2 separate regions of the Homo sapiens genome follow, and region 2 is linked to region 1. Evidence: chromatin loops called from intact Hi-C (ENCODE). Cell type or tissue: tibial artery. All regions are shown on one strand.

Evidence for each region. Peaks named below come from ENCODE experiments on the same cell type or tissue, not always from the same donor. Only the 100,000 strongest peaks of a DNase experiment are listed, where the experiment ranks them.
Region 2: a loop joins it to region 1, with 16 times the contacts of the local background. A loop is called at or near these places in 1 of 110 quality-filtered maps.

The regions. Positions count from the first base shown.
Region 1 is chr10:37,013,192-37,021,191 of GRCh38, forward strand. No RefSeq gene overlaps it. Among named protein-coding and RNA genes, the nearest start is that of ANKRD30A, 110 kb to the right of the region's middle. In tibial artery, no CTCF peak of the experiment used is centred here; no DNase peak of the experiment used is centred here.
Region 2 is chr10:37,549,297-37,557,296 of GRCh38, forward strand. No RefSeq gene overlaps it. Among named protein-coding and RNA genes, the nearest start is that of LINC00993, 240 kb to the left of the region's middle. In tibial artery, no CTCF peak of the experiment used is centred here; a DNase peak (open chromatin) is centred at 4,830.

The DNA of each region.
Region 1 (8,000 bases):
TGGCATACTCAGTTGGGTGGTCTGTGTACGTGTGTGTTAATACCTTAATTCCAACATATACTGATTTGCTGATATTCTAAGTAACTATTCTCGTTTATTTACTGTGGGTACTTGGAAACAGACACAGTCAATGCCTTCACAGAATTTAGCATCCAAGGAATCTAGGAAGAGATACAGGGGGAAAAAAGCCAAGCAATTAAAATAAAGTGCAATAAGTACTTAAATGCACAGGGAGAAACACCTAACCTGTTTTGGAACTATCAGAGACTTCCTTTTAAAGGTAGAGAACAAGAGAAAAGGAGAAGAGATGCCTAAGGTTTTCCAAAGGCCTGAAGATAAGAAAGAGTGTAACTTATATTCTAGAAGCTGAAACAGGTTTTGTTTGACTAGAACAGATTGTACAAATGACAAAAAGAGGGAATGTATGTAGAGAAATAAGGAATGGTGCAATAGTACATATTCTCATCCCTCTTTATATTCAAGGTGTTTAATGATCAACAACGATTTTTGGATCATCAAACACATGAGTGATAAATTAAGCTTTTATCCTACTTTTCTACTTCGTTGTAAATGAAAATTGTGACAGCAAGTTTTTCTAAAAGATCCCAAGGGGAGACAAAATCATTTGATATATTGAGGCTGTAAGGTACACCACCAAGAAAAAAAAAAGATCTGTGGGAGGAGAAAGGAACTTTCAAATAAAAGAATTATTACCCTTGCTCTATGTAGGTACAGTAGAGTAGGACTGACAAAAACCAGACTTGTAGCCGTAGTGAAAAAAAATCTTCAATTACTACTAGAAGTATTATAATGATTATTACTATAACTAATAGACATATTTTTTATTTTATTATAGTAAAGATTATAGGCCAGGCATGGTGGCTCACATCTGTAATCCTAGCACTTTGGGAGGCTAAGGTGGGAGGATCACGACGTCAGGAGTTCCAGAGCAGCCTGGCCAACATAGTGAAACCTGTCTCTACTAAAAATACAAAATTAGCCAGGCATGGTGCTGGGCACCTGTAATCCATCTACTTGGGAGGCTGAGGCAAGGAGAATCGCTTAAATCTGGGAGGTGAAGGTTGCAGTGAGCCAAGATCATGCCACTGCACTCCAGCCCAGGTGACAGTGCGAGACTCCATCTCAAAAAAAAAAAAAAGATTATATATGTATGTGTGTAAGTGCCATGATGCACACTTACTATATGATGCACAGTGTTGTGAATGCTATTCATGTGTTTAATAATTTAATCCACAAAACAATACTATAAATGAAATACTATTATTATCTCTATTTTGCCCGTGAGAAAACTGAAGAATAGACAGGTCAAGTAATTTTGCCCCAAGCAACACAATAAGTAATTGATGGGGCTAATATTTCATTCTAGAAATCTGACTGTGGAATGCACACTAATAAAAAAATTATTTCAGGCAGAGTTTGCCAGAGATTAAATCAGCTTCTGAACAAAGAGGGAGTTATTTGCACCTAACATTTTCAGGTGGAAGCGAGGTTGAACACTTGATGAAGGGCATGCAGGTACTGGATGAGTATTTGAGAAAGATAACCCCTAGGACTCTCTCTGATCCTGACATGTTTCCGTTCTATATAAGCTACTCCAAGAGCAAATCAACTTTGCCAGATTAGATGTTCAAAAATAATGTTGGACTGAACCATAGTCATGCTCTTTCATTTTTAGTAAATATGTACTTGGATCTGCTTGCACAGAACGGTCTTCATTTCTTGTTTTTACCCCTAGAGTCTAATAGAGACCCTGTTCATTGTGTAAGTGCTCAAAACATGCTTGTCATTATTCTTACCTCTGCAACCACCAGCAAATCCACTCTTACTAGACAATGTAGTAAATTGAAAGGAACATTAGAATTGGAGCCCAAAATCTTTGGTTGTAGCCTGAACACATCAGGTGCTAGGAATGTGACCAGGCCCAAGTAACACAAATTTCTTCATCTTCGCTTTTTCTGTTTGTAAAATGTAGGTAACAATGATGTCTATCGAACCAAGGTAATATTCTAGGGCCTAGAATCTCACTCTTAGAAATCCTTACAACTGTAAAGAAAGTTCAGTTGAGTTTTAAACATTATCCCTTAACTCCAAATATTGCTAGCAATTGCAAGTATCCAATATTACCTTTTTGAAGACTTAAAAGTGTTTCATCATCCTTTGTTAGTTTCAGTTAAGCTATTTTTTGTTTGTTCCTTTAGAAGCTTAAAGGGAATAGAACAAACATGGGGAAAAAATAACTGTACCCATCTTTCCAAAATAAATACTAGGTTTTGATCTACAAAATAAAAACACAAAAAACTTTTTCCTTCACCATCTTTTTTTTTTAGTGGAAGTTAAACATAATGTATTTTACAATTAAAAGTGTTTTCCACTGTTTTTGCTGAGAGGAACCAGAGCTACTGGCGAATGACAACACCACTAAAGCTTTGAGCCTCAACAAGATAAATCCTGGTTCACCACTTGCTGTCAAGCCCAAGTAAGGAGATAAAGGTGACAATAAACAGGCACCAGGAAAATGTGTATTGCTTCCAGGGAAAGGTTGTACTTGTTAATATTTCCTCAGGGCTTTGTTCAGTTTGCTGTCTTTTTCTAAATCATCCTTGGAAACGTGGATTCAAAACAGATCTTCCAAAAATGGGTGTAGTGGAGTTGGAAACAAATTTTGTAATTCTGAGTTCTCTTCATCTGTTCTGTTGACTGAAAAAGGGAAGTAGAAAAGATATACCCATTAGTCCTGCAGAAAATCTTTCTGAATCATTTCAGGCTGCCATAACAAAATACCATAGACTATCTGGCTTAAACAACAGTTTATTTGCTCACAGTTCTGGAGGCTAGAGGTAGCAGATCAGAGCACCAGCTCCATTGAACCCCAGTGAGGGCTTTCATCCTGTCTTATAGATGGCCCCTTTCTCTCTCTGTCTTCACTTGGTGAGGAGAGAGTAAGAGAGTAAGCTCTCTGGTGTCTCTTTTTATAATGGCACTAATCCCATCATGGGTTCCCACCCTTATGACCTCAACTAAACCTAAGTACTACCCAAAGGCCCTATCTCCAAATACCATCACAATAGGAATTAGGGCTTCAGCATATGAATTTAGGAGGGACACAATTGAGTACACAGCAGCATCATTGCTGAATGAGAAGGCACAGCTATGGTTTCACTTTCTTGGTATATAACAAAGAGATACATATAAGGCTTTCTAGCTTCTGTATTCTATTCTGTATTGTACATCAAGGCTTGGTGACTCCCTGGGTTTTGAGAGTCCTATTAGAAAAAAAATGAAGATGCCTTTATTTAATAATAACAGTCAAATCTGAGAGGTGGAAGTTTGAGTGCCCTGGATTGAAAAGCCTATATCTGATTTCTGGAAAGGGGATTTATTTTTCTTTCCAGGGAATGTTTTATTTGAGTTTGCTTCTCTAATATTCATGGACAGTCTAGAAATTAGCCAAAGTTCATTTCTTTAAAAAGTAGCACAATATTTTAGAATCAATATGGATTTCAGAGTTATAAAGAACTTGCTTTGAATTGCACTTTTGTTGCTTCCTAGATTTATGCCTTTTAAACAAAGTTCTTAACCTCTCAACACATCGTATCATCTATGAATTAATGATACCACCTAAGAGTGTCAATGTGTGGATTTAATGACATTAGAAAAACAAAAGACTAAGTAGAGTCCCTGGAATGTAGTAGATGATTAACAATTTAATTTCTCTTCTCCACTATCTTCCTGCAAAGATGCCCTTCTAGAATGAGGCTTTTCTAGTTAATGAAGAAGTTTCACTTTTGTCACCCAGGCTGGAGAGCAATGGCGTGATCTTGGCTCACTGCAACCTCTGCCTCCCCCCGGGTTCAAGTGATTCTCCTGCCTCAGCCTCCCAAATAGCTGGGATTACAGGCGCTTGCCACCATGCCTGACTAATTTTTGTATTTTTAGTAGAGATGGGGTTTCACCATGTTGACCAGGCTGGTCCCAAACTCCAGACCTCAAGTGATCCACCAGCCTCGGCCTCCCAAAGTGTTAGGATTATAGGCGTGAGCCACCATGCCCAGCCCCAAGATTTTTTATAGGAATAGTTTGTGAGAATTGTTATTTTAATTGATCTCCAGGTTGATGTTCTTTCCACAAATATTGTTGAGACAATTAGGTATATTTTTAGCCAGAAGTAACAGATATTCAAACTAACAAAGGCTTAAACAAATAGGGTTTTACATTTCTAATGAAACAAGAAATCTGGATATAAACAGTCTGAGGCTAGTGGAGGGACTCCTTATAAACACCCAAACTCTGTTTACCTTTCTACTCTACTCTTCACAATATATTGGCTAATTGTCTTATATTCACAAATTAGCTTTCCTAGCAGTAGGCATCGCTTCCATGTTTAAGGCAAGAAAAAGATGGAAAGAGACACTGTCATTTGTGTCTGCTCCTGTTATCAGATACACAGGAGACTTCCAGAAACTCCATAATCAGTAGTTGCTTATGTATCACTAACTAAACTGTCATGTGGCCCTCTCTAGCTGCAGGAGATGTTGATAAAGCAGTAGTGAGATTTTTCAGCCTCCAAAGTGTGAGCCGGCGAGGGATAAGTGATTCAGAATGCCTGTAACTATAGCCAATGGATAGTGTTATATATATTTGGAAAACACTACTTATTCAATTCAGTTCAATGAACACTAACTGTGGATCTACTAAGTGTCAGACATTGTACTAGCTGTTGAGGCAACTGAGAAAAAAACCAAAACAAAATATAGTCCCTCTTCTCCAAGAACTTAGTCACATGAGAAAGAGAGAGAAATAACAACATAGTTAAACTCTACTGAAAGAAATATTCGCAGGGCAACAATTCTGAACTCTAGATGAACCACTTTCAAAGGTCATTTTGGTGTAACCAAGGTCATTCTGCACTGTTCATTGGCATCATGCTGCTAGTTCCTTCCAAGAGTGAGCAGGATGATGACAATCTACCTTTATCATGATGATCATGGAACATCGTCTGTATAAGCAAGGATTCAGTTCTGTTTCCAAGTTGGGATTTGTTTGTTTAATTGTATTTCATGTCTTGGGAAATGTTTAAATCAGGTCGAAGAATTGTAGTAAGTCAAATATCTAGAACAAAAAAAGTCTCATATGGTTTTTAATAAACACACTGAGCTCCTTTGTGTCTCAGATAGTTAACAGAAAAAAGTTACTCTAACAGGTCATAGTTGGACACATTGCCATAGTTTGGATCCTATATGTTCTCTTTGCCATAAGGCAAACTTTGTAAAAGGCTAGATAGTTTGGCTTTCCAAGACATATGGTCTCTGTGACAGTTACTCAACTCTGTCATTGCAATGCAAGCACACCACAGACAATATGAAGACAAATGATTATGGCCATGTTCTAATAAAACTTTATTTACAAAAATAGGTGGCAATCAAAATTTGGCTCATGAATCGTAGTTTACTGATCTCTGCCATAATGGTATGAAAAATCTTGACACTCTTTTGATTACATAATAGTAGATGTAGTCATGAACTATAGTAATGTATTTAAGGATGTTTAAGCCAGCTGAATATCATTTGCCATCACTCTGTAAGTTAAATTTGTTCTTTATCCCCAGCTCTCTAAGGAGGATGTATGTGATAATGCACATGCCAAGAAAACTTCTCTTTAAAAGAGCCCTGACGTGCATACTTGTGTTCTCTCCAATTATTTTAACAGGAAAAATATAGATATAGCCTACATATTTTATGCCCAAAGCATTAATAAGATACTTTCTTTAACTTTTTGGGGTTCCAGTTGCCTCTTGTGTGTTGTATCATATGTAACACATAGGAGATGATACATTCTCGTTTTCAGTACTGTCACAGAAATAGCAACGTTGAAAACTCTAGAAACTTAGTGTGGCTCAAAGACAAGAGAAGAATATATGCAGGGCCCTAAATAGCAGGAGTCATCAAACCTGAGGGTGAAGGTCAAAATGAGAGGAAAAGGGTTAATGATGAAACAAGGTCAAGCAAAAGGGACGTTTATGCAATGCAGGTGGCCAAAGTTATACCTGTCCTAGCAGGTCCCACCTGAAGGGCTGCAGAGCTACTGCCTAAGAAGGCATGGTGGCAGGTGATTTTCTGAGGCTAAAAGTGGGAGCTTGGGAGCCAGCCTGTGCTGTGTGGCCATAAAAGAGATGGGTTTTGTGTGTGACCTAAAAAGTGACTTCTGAAGCTAATGTTCTGTGAAGTCTGCAGCTGTGATGGCTATCTTGGGCCATCATCTCAGGATGAAGCCTGGTTCCTCACAGCCAGCCACACTCTGAACAGACATGGTCACCTCCCTGCTTCTGTGAGCTGCCTTTTGGTCCATGAACTCCATCTGTGGCTATTGTCAATGTGCTCCAAGAAGAAAAGAAATCAACCCTAGGGCCTGACTCTGAATTGCCAGCCTGAAGGACTTGCCTTCTTTTATGGGCCATGGAAAATTGCCCTGTTGTCTGAGCTTTTACCCTCTTATTTATCTTAGAGTTAAAGACATAGCCATATTTCTTCTCTCAGGTCACTTGGGACTTCGAGTCTGTTCAGAAAAAGGCTGAAATTGAATACACCACAGAATAATCTACTTGGAAAGTGCCAAGTAATTTTCATAACACTGTGAAGCATATGGCAGATCCTAAGATACCCAAGATAAGATGATAGAATGGAAGCACAAGAGGGTACATGACTTTTATAAGGAACCACAGTGGTAAATCTGGGACTCAAATTTAGGGCTTTTGATGCTAGCAATTGTAGTGGTTTTTATCACACTATTCCATCAGGATGGTTTTCTCAATTCCATGCAATAAAATGTTAAGCTATATTTTAAATAACTGAATAAATAATGTAAAAATGATAAATAGCAACAAACCATATACAATATATTTAAATAATTTTATTTAATATTTTTGATAATCTATTTTTAAGGAGGACTTCCTTTTCCTGTCTCAGATACAGTGTTAGATATATTTGATAAATAATGGCATTTACTCTTCAACATCACAATAGGTATCATTATTGTCATCACTGGAAAAAGAAAGAAACTGACATTTAAAGAGACTAAGTTACCATAGCTGGTAAGAGGGCAAACCATTTTGCCTCATTCAATGGATCTACATCATTGCTCTTTTCCAATATCTGTCTTAGGTAATATTTCTATACATTTTGCAAGATCTTTCAAATTTCAGTATGAAATTTATTTTCAAATCCTTGGTGGACTGTGTTCAATGAATATAATTGCAATCAAACTGAGGAGAAGGGAATCGATTGCAAATATTGAAGCCACAGTTGGGTTCACACTTTAAGGCTGCCCAAGCAGTGAAGAGAAACTTCACTGACAATTAGCAATGATGGACAGCTCCATATTGTGCTGTGAGGAGTCTACAAACATGGAATAATTCAGTCATGAATGTAGCCAGAGTAAGGCCTAGAGAGACAAAGGGCTGTCTATCGTTCCAGCCTGATATCATTGAGAAGTAAGCCTCCTTCTAAACTTAGTTATTTACTTTTATTACATCCTGAGGTCAGGCACCTTGCAGGACAACTGCATCTGATCCATTGCTAACATTAATCTGGGGGAAACAGATAAACAGCTGTTCTGTAGTGGTAATAGGGAAGATAAAGGGTACTGTGTAAACACGCCATCTGCCTGTAACTAAGCCTGTCTCCCGTCACCTAACCTTTGTGTTCTTGTTCTTTCAAAAATGGTTTTCCTAAGAGAAGTCAAATTCCAGATAAGTCTATACAAATTTTATAAAAGTCTTATAGAAATAAAACCTAGGCAAGATAATGAGTGTGGTATTATATTCTGTGGGAATTATATATATCGATAATGAGTTGAAAGGTGTTGAAGCTTATTAAGAGGGGGAATGGACTCTAAGACTCAAGCATGCTTAGATTTGACCCTAAGTCCAGCTATTTACTTCTTCCATGACTGTGGGAAAATTATTCTTTCTTTGTAACTTTTAA
Region 2 (8,000 bases), 540 kb after region 1:
GATTCCCAGTCCAGTGCTTTTATTATAAGCTTGATGCTATGGTCTGAAAGTCAACTTCATAAATATAAAAATAGCTCCAGAATTGAAGTTGATTTACATATGAAGTGCAGAATAAGATGCCTTGTTTTCCTAGGCATCATGCAAAATCTGGAACTCTAAGCAACTTGTCACTGTCTAAGGCCATCAAATCAAAAGGGAACAAGAAAGGTGCTCCTACCTAGTTAGGAGAGAAGAGGGGACTTGGGGACCTGAGGACCTAGGGACTAAGGAGCTGGCAGGTAGGCAACTCTTAAAGATACTGTCATTTCGGAAGATTCTTTCTTTCTGCAAAACCTTCAACTTTCTCCCCCTCCCCCAAAGCCAGTGCCTCAAATTCTACCTCTAGAGCTTCCTTTGTTTGCTCCTGGGCACACCTTTGTCACTGCACTTTAGTATAGCAGTCCCCAACCTTTTTGGCACCAGGGACCAGTTCCATGGAAGACAATTTTCCCACAGACTGGGGGATACAGGGGGAATGGTTTTGGGATGAAACTGTTCTACCTCAGATCATTGGGCATTAGATTCTCATACGCAGTGCACAACCTAGATCCCTTTCAGGAGCAGTTCATAATATAGTTTATGCTTCAGTGAGAATCTGATACAGACGCTGATTTGACAGGAGGTGGAGCTCAGGCAGTAATGCTTGCTCACCTGCTGCTTACCTCCTGCTGTGCAGCCTGGTTCCTAACAGGCCAGTCTGCCACTCAGGGGTTGGAGACCACTGCTTTAGGACAACAAAAGCCAAGGGAGTTCATTTACTGCAGGTGACTTAACGGGAACACTGGTCATCCCACCCACCCCCTCTCCATCCCTGCCTCTCATCTTTACTTGCAACACACTCCTATGCAACTTTTTCCCTGTTGTTTTGTGTCCAAAATCTCCCAAGTGTCAGAGGTGTTTGAACCCGAGCAACTCCATCTTGAATAGGGGCTTGGTAAAATAAGGCTGAGACCTGCTGGGCTGCATTCCCAGGAGGTTTAGGCATTCTTAGTCACAGGATGAGATAGGAGGTCAGCATATGATACAGGTCTTAAAGACCTTGCTGATAAAACAGGTTGCAGTAAAGAAGCTGGCTAAAACCCACCAAAACCAAGATGATGGCAAAAGTAATCTCTGGTCATCCTCACTACTACACTCCCACCAGTTCCATGACAGTTTACAAATACCATGGCAACATCAGGAAGTTAGCCTATATGGTCTAAAAAGGGGAGGAATGAATAATCCATCCCTAGTTTAGCATATAATCAAGAAATAACCATGAAAATGGGCAACCAGCAGCCCTGAGGGCTGCTCTGCGTATGGAGTAGCCATTCTTTATTCGTTTACTTTCTTAATAAATTTGCATTCACTTTACTCTATGGGATTCTCCTTGAACTCTTTCATGCACAAGACCCAAAAACCCTCTCTTGGGGTCTAGATCAGGACTTCTTTCTGATAACATGAGTAATGACTGATGAAGTGTGTGGTTGGTTACCACTGAGTCTTCAGCAGTTTCCATTTATTGAGTAAACCTTTACCAAGCTCCTTCTGCAGTCCCAGCAGCATGCTGAATATCAGGAATTCAATAGACCAGTCCCCGTCCCTCCATAGCCCAGCAGGGTAGTCTGACAGCAAACCACCAATGCCACAACATCTCTGGTCGTGAGGGTTGTCGGGGGTTCAGGCTGTGGCCATGGCAGCCAGCAGAGGGGAGACAAGGAAGGTATACTTTCCTTGGAGATCTGTGGGAAGACAGCCCTGTGGATAGGATGCGGGTGAGAGGGAACAGGAAAGACACTCTACATCCAAGGAAACCACGTGCAGAGGAGTGAGGCGAGGGAGGGAATGCTGGGAGGTCGGGAGTAACAGGAGGTAAATTCGAAGAGCCAGGCAGGGGTCAAGCTGTAGAGTAACCATGAGCCATCACAGGCATCTGAACAGGAGACTGGGATGATCTGGTTTCTGATTTAGAAAAATCACCTGGGACTGGAGGGAGGAGAATAGATGAGTGGAGAGGTGAGTCTAAACAAATCAGAACAGGATCCCCACGTTTGGTTGCCCCAAATTAAAATCTCTCAGCAACCTTTGTCTCACACAATCTCTAAATTCTAGAGAAAGTGGGCCCTTGCTGAGATGGGGGCAGCAATCCTCTGAGAAGAATTATCTGAGGGGCCTCCCTACAGGTCTCTTTACACAGAGTTGTGAGTCCATTTCCTGGACTTTTCTTAAACCCACAAATAAAGTTCCAGGTAGGAGAACCTGAGACATTGCTAACACACCCTGGGGCAGCGGTTCTCCAAGTGTGGCTCCAGATCACTAGGAGCAGCAGCATTGCGTGAGAACTTTAAGGTCTCATCTTCTTGAAAACTAGGACCAGAAACACTAAGGCCCAGCTATAGTGGGTTTTTTGTTGTTGTTGTTTTAGAGGCAGGATCTCACTCTGTTGCCCAGGCTGGAGTGCAGTAGTGTGATCATGGCTCACTCTGGCCTCCAGCTCTTGGGCTCAAGTTATCCTCCTACTTCAGCCTCCCAAGTATCTGGGACCACAGGGGCACCACCATACCCAGCATAGTGACAGGCTCTCACTTTGCAGAGATGGGATCTCACTATATTGCCCAGGCTGGTCTCAAACTCCTGGCCTTGAGTGATCCTCCCACCTCGGCCCCCCAAAGTGCTGAGATTACACGTGTGAGCCAGTTTGCCCGAACCTAGCTAGCTCCACAGCCAAGCGTGGTGGCTCATGCCTGTAATCACAGCACTTTGGGAGGCCAAGGTGGGCAATCACCTGAGGTCGGGAGTTCAAGACCAGCCTGACCAACATGGAGAAACCCCATCTCTACTAAAAATACAAACAATTAGCCAGGTATGGTTGCACATGCCTGTAATCCCAGGTACTCGGGGATTTATTGTAACCACCCAGGTACTTATAGTTTGAGAACCACTACCTTGTGGTAGCACAAACTCGGATGAGCTATATGGAGAACTGATCACCAGGCTCCTAATATTTTATTTTTGTTTTGTTTAAGAAAGAGAAAAGCATCAAGCCTAATCAAAGTCACCAACAAGCAACTTAGATGTTCATGTGAGAGGCTGAGTGCAGTGGCTCACACCTGAAATCCTAGCATTTTGTGAGGCTGAGGTAGGTGGATTGCTTGAGCCCAGGAGTTCAAGACCAGCCTGGGCAACATGGTGAAGCCCCATCTCTACAAAAAATAAAAAATTTAGCCAGGCATGGTGGTGCATGCCTGTAGTCTTAGTTATTTAGGAGGCTAAGGTGGGAGGATTGCTTGAACCCAGGAACAGGTGGGGGTTGCAGCGAGCTGAGATCATGCCATGGCACTCCAGCCTGGGCAACAGAGCTAGACCCTGTCTCAAACAACAAAAAAAGGTTTCATGTGACAGACATGGAATGGTTATAATTATGTTTTATTTGATAATCTAGCAAATGGTTTTTATAAATCTATTTGCACTGTACTTTCTGGGAAGAGGGAGAAAATAAATAAAAAAGACACAAGGTTTCTTCCTCCAATAGGATTCGGCCACCATCACCAGTCATCATCATCATCAATCATCATCATCATTATCATCAATCACCACCGTCTTCAAAAAACATATGTTAATACTAATAATAGTCACTTATAAGAATCCACATCTGAGAATCCACAAGGGCTTTCTGAGAATTAATTTTGTACCCAGCTCTGTACTCACAACTGAATTGCTATCTGGCTGAGTCAGAACTTGAACACAAGAAATAATCAGTTACACAGAGCAGCATATAATCATGGGCCAAATAGTTCTGAGCTTAAGCAGGCCTTGTGGATTCAAGAGTGCTCTTCCAGCTTTATGCAAATTGCCTTCATTTTCACTCCTTGCCCAAGCCCTGGACCAGGGTTTGTCCTGTGGAGATGGGGAGAGGAGTCTTTTGGTGCCCTGACTCTGAGAACTTTGACCTTTAACTGTGGAGCCCTGGGCCCCCATCATATCTCCCAAAGGGAGTGTTTGAGGATATGGCAACTGCTGCATTAACAGATGACTCTAGGAAGGAGAGGAAAAGGCCTATTCTATAAATAAATATACTGTTCCTGGATGAGGCACTGTCCTCCCTACTCCTACCCAGTCACCTTTGTGATCATCAGAGCAGAGCAGCCCCTAGCCAAGGGATTAGTGCAATTATAAGTTCAACAATAGATAACCCATCATAAATACACCTGGAGAGCTTTTGTCATTGACTAGGAGCCAGGAGTCGGGGGATAAAAAGGACAGTGGGGAGAGAGCTGGAACGGTGTAGGGCTAGCTTGAAACATCTACTGTTTGTTTGTTTGTTTGTTTAAAAAAGCCTGACTTTCTTTCTGAACGTGAAAGTCTCTGGAAGGTGTGGAGAAGGGAAGGGACACAGGCAATCCCGAGAAGGACTTGTTTTTAGTGTAGTTAGCTTTATCCTCAGAGCACAGATCTGCCCCAAAATCTTTTTAAAAAAATAAACCCAAGAGCTGGCCCCACCAGACATTTCTGAATCTGTTGTTATATCTCTGTTAAGCAGGAAGAGAGAGCAAGGCTCCTGCATTGATAATGCTGGGAAATAGTTTAATATCTAACCTTTTTGGATACGTGGACCAATAAAGCCAAGTGATAATCTGTTGGAGGTGCCTGTTCTCTGGGTTCTGAGGACCCCAGGGAACTTCAAGTCTTCACTCTCTTTTTGGCCATGAACATTTAGGTGTTGCAGGCAGATAAAAGCAGTGGGGAAATGTGATCGAGGGATGCACTTTGCTTACCAGCATTGCACCTAAATAAAGAAGGCCGCAATGTGCTGGTGACAGTGCCACAGAACTGATAGTCTGCATTTTCACCAGGCAGTGGGGAGGACAGGGTGGGTCGACTTTACTGTCACCAGCAGAGACAACTTCCAGAGCAGCTTGGATGATGAACCTGGTGCACACAGTCGACATTTTAAAATATGGATGACAGGGCTGGGGAGGCACCAACTCACAAAAGCTGACTGTTGGGTACATAATTTTTTGGACCCGGTGTGTCTAATTCCATCTTCAATTATACTTTTGAGCCCTTTCAAGTGAAACTGTAAGTGACTTATCTAAAGGTATACTGCTGCTAAGCTTATGTTAGAAAGAGGTAAAAACCTAAGTTATTTAAGGTGACATGGCTAATGTAAGCAGCTAATCAGAAACAAATTAGCTAATTGGATGTGGTCACAAATATTATTAACATCAGATGCTACTAACATCTTTGTTTTACTTTGTCTAAAAATAAAAATTAAGACACAGAGTCTCACTATTTCACTCAGGCTGGTCTTGAACTCCTGGCCCTGTCCTCCCAACTAGCTGAGATTACAGTTAACTATGATTGCACCACTGCATTCCAGCCTGGGCAACAGAGTGAGACCTTATCTCAAAAAAAAAAAAAAAAAAAAAGATAAAGATAAAACCAAGGTTTAGGTTCTGAGTTCCAGGGTGAATTTGTGTTTACAGTTGGTATTCAGAGCAAGGATTCACCTTCCCTGCTTCTCCCTGGGTCCCCGTGTTGGAGAAGGGCATGGGCTTTGGTGGACAGTAGATCTGACAAATAGTGCCATTTCTCATCACTAGGAAAAAAAAAAAGCCACAGAATTAAATTCCTTATTTGTCTTTGGAGACACAGGTTCTACCTCGGCATAAAAGGTGAAAGAAGATTCTGGCCAAACAAATGGGAATGTAAGAAACCCTTGAGAGATTCAGAGATCGAAAGCTAGCTAAACATAGCTGTAAAGGACTTTTTGTGTGCAATTGGAGCTATGTGAAGATGGCTTCTATATGAGATGATAGTTAATAAATATTCATGTCTTGCTACGATCTAAAAGGCTAAAAACTTGCTAAGTCAGTCCAGCTACAGATGTTTTGCACACGTTTGTTATGTACAGTGAACTACATGGGCCCCTGCTCTGGAAACACCATGGCCTGCGTATTAAATTAGACTAGTGAGCCAAGACATAAATGTGTGGAAAGCTAAAAACAAAACAAAAAATTCAGCTGAAAATTTTGACCAGTAAATAAGGAGATACCCAGACTTAAACTTCACCAAGAAACTGCATTTTGGGCCAGGTGCTGTGGCTCACACCTGTAATCCTCCCAGCTTAAGAGGCTGAGGAGGGAGGATCGCTTGAGGCCAGGAGTTTGAAACCAGCCTGGGTAACATAGTGAGACCCTATCTCTACAAAAAGTAAAATTATTATTTTTTTAAGTTGCCATTTGCTTGATGCTTAAGACCAAATGAAATCACCACAAATAGAATTCATGGAAGGAAGGGCCATCACCGTTTATAGCTTGATTTAAAGTTTTCATGTCTTTCTTCAGAAATTGGTCATGGTTACATCTCATCAGAGCTGCAGCCAGCTGCCCGCTCCTAAGTTGTGCTGCTTATGATGTGGGTGCAGGCAATGACGTCCACTTGACAAAGCTTCTGAATCAGCCATGTCTGGGGAGCAAGAGAACTTGGCACCATTGGTCTTTGGCATGGGCACACATCTGCCTGTGGTGTCCCCATCATGACTTTTTTCAGTAAGGACTCACGCAACAGTAATCAGTGACAGCAGTTCTCAAACCTGGAGAGCAGAAGTGCACAGACTGGTCCCAGATATATTTCCCTGGTCACTTCTTCACTCCTCCAGGCCACTTCTGCCCCACCTTCTGAGCAGAAGCTGCTAAAAAGACAGGATGGACACTCGTTCTGAAGGTGTTTCTCAGCATACGGCAAGCCCTTTGATAGGCAGTAGAGAACTTTGAGCACTTGGCAGGGTCATTTTCTGATTCTTTTTCTTTCTTTCTGTAGCCATTAACATCTGGTAATTTTTGGATTCTCTTTTGCTTCATCCTCATTTGTGGCCTGGACTATGATAAGCAGACACAAGCTAGTAGGACCCATGTACTCCTTCAACATCAAGGAGACCTTCAACATCAAGGTCAAGAGACCTTGAAAAACACCTGCAGCTTTTGCTGCCTGTAAAACAGCATCCAGTGCTTCATAATATAGCCCTAGTTTATCTTCTAATTATATCTTGCCCGTCAATTGACAAACATCAATTGGTGCCTTTTGTGGACACATTCATGATCTCCCTTCCCCAAATATAGGGAACAAGTTTTTTACTTTTTTATTTTCCCCCACCTACACTCCACAGCGCAGAGCACTTACCAGGAAATTATTTAAAGTTCTCAAACAGGGTCTCACTCTGTCGCCCATACTGGAATGTAGTGGCATAATCAGAGCTCACTGCAACCCCAACCTCCTGGGTTCAAGCAATCCTCCCACCTCAGCCCCATGAGTAGCTGGGACTGCAGGCATGCCACCACACCCAGCTAATTTTTAAAATCTTTTGTAGAGATGTGGTCTCGCTATATTGCCCAGGCTTGTCTTGAACTCTTGTCCTCAAACATTTCTCCTACTATAGCCTCGCAAAGTGCTGAGATTACAGGTGTAAGCAACCATGTCCAGCTTTAGCAGGAATTATGATGTGACAAGTTCTGTCTCTGACAGTCCTGCTTCAAGCAGCTAATGAATCCCCTTGTACTATCTGTGATTGGATGAGGACTGTGGAAATGGTGTGGCAACCATAGAATAATGAGAGGTGGCTAACAAGTAAATAGGCTTCAAAATAGCTTGTGCCCATAGATATTTTTACTTGTTCAAACTCCTTCCCAGTTACCTCCTTACCAACGGGGCTCAACATGATGATGTCACTAATGTTGGGAATACTGGCAGCTCAAAGGTAGATTTGCTATAAGTCTCAACTGACATTTTCATTAAAATTCTCACTGAGCTTCAAGCGTCTGATTTCCTGCTCCCTTGGAGAATTATCATGTGTAATCTAAACATGCAAAATGGGGGAAATCCATTCTTTTTACACAATAAACTACTCCGAGCTCCGTGCTCATTGGTAGGGAATACAATATGAGTAAGAAAGGGTCATGTGTGAACAGGGAAAGATGCATGTA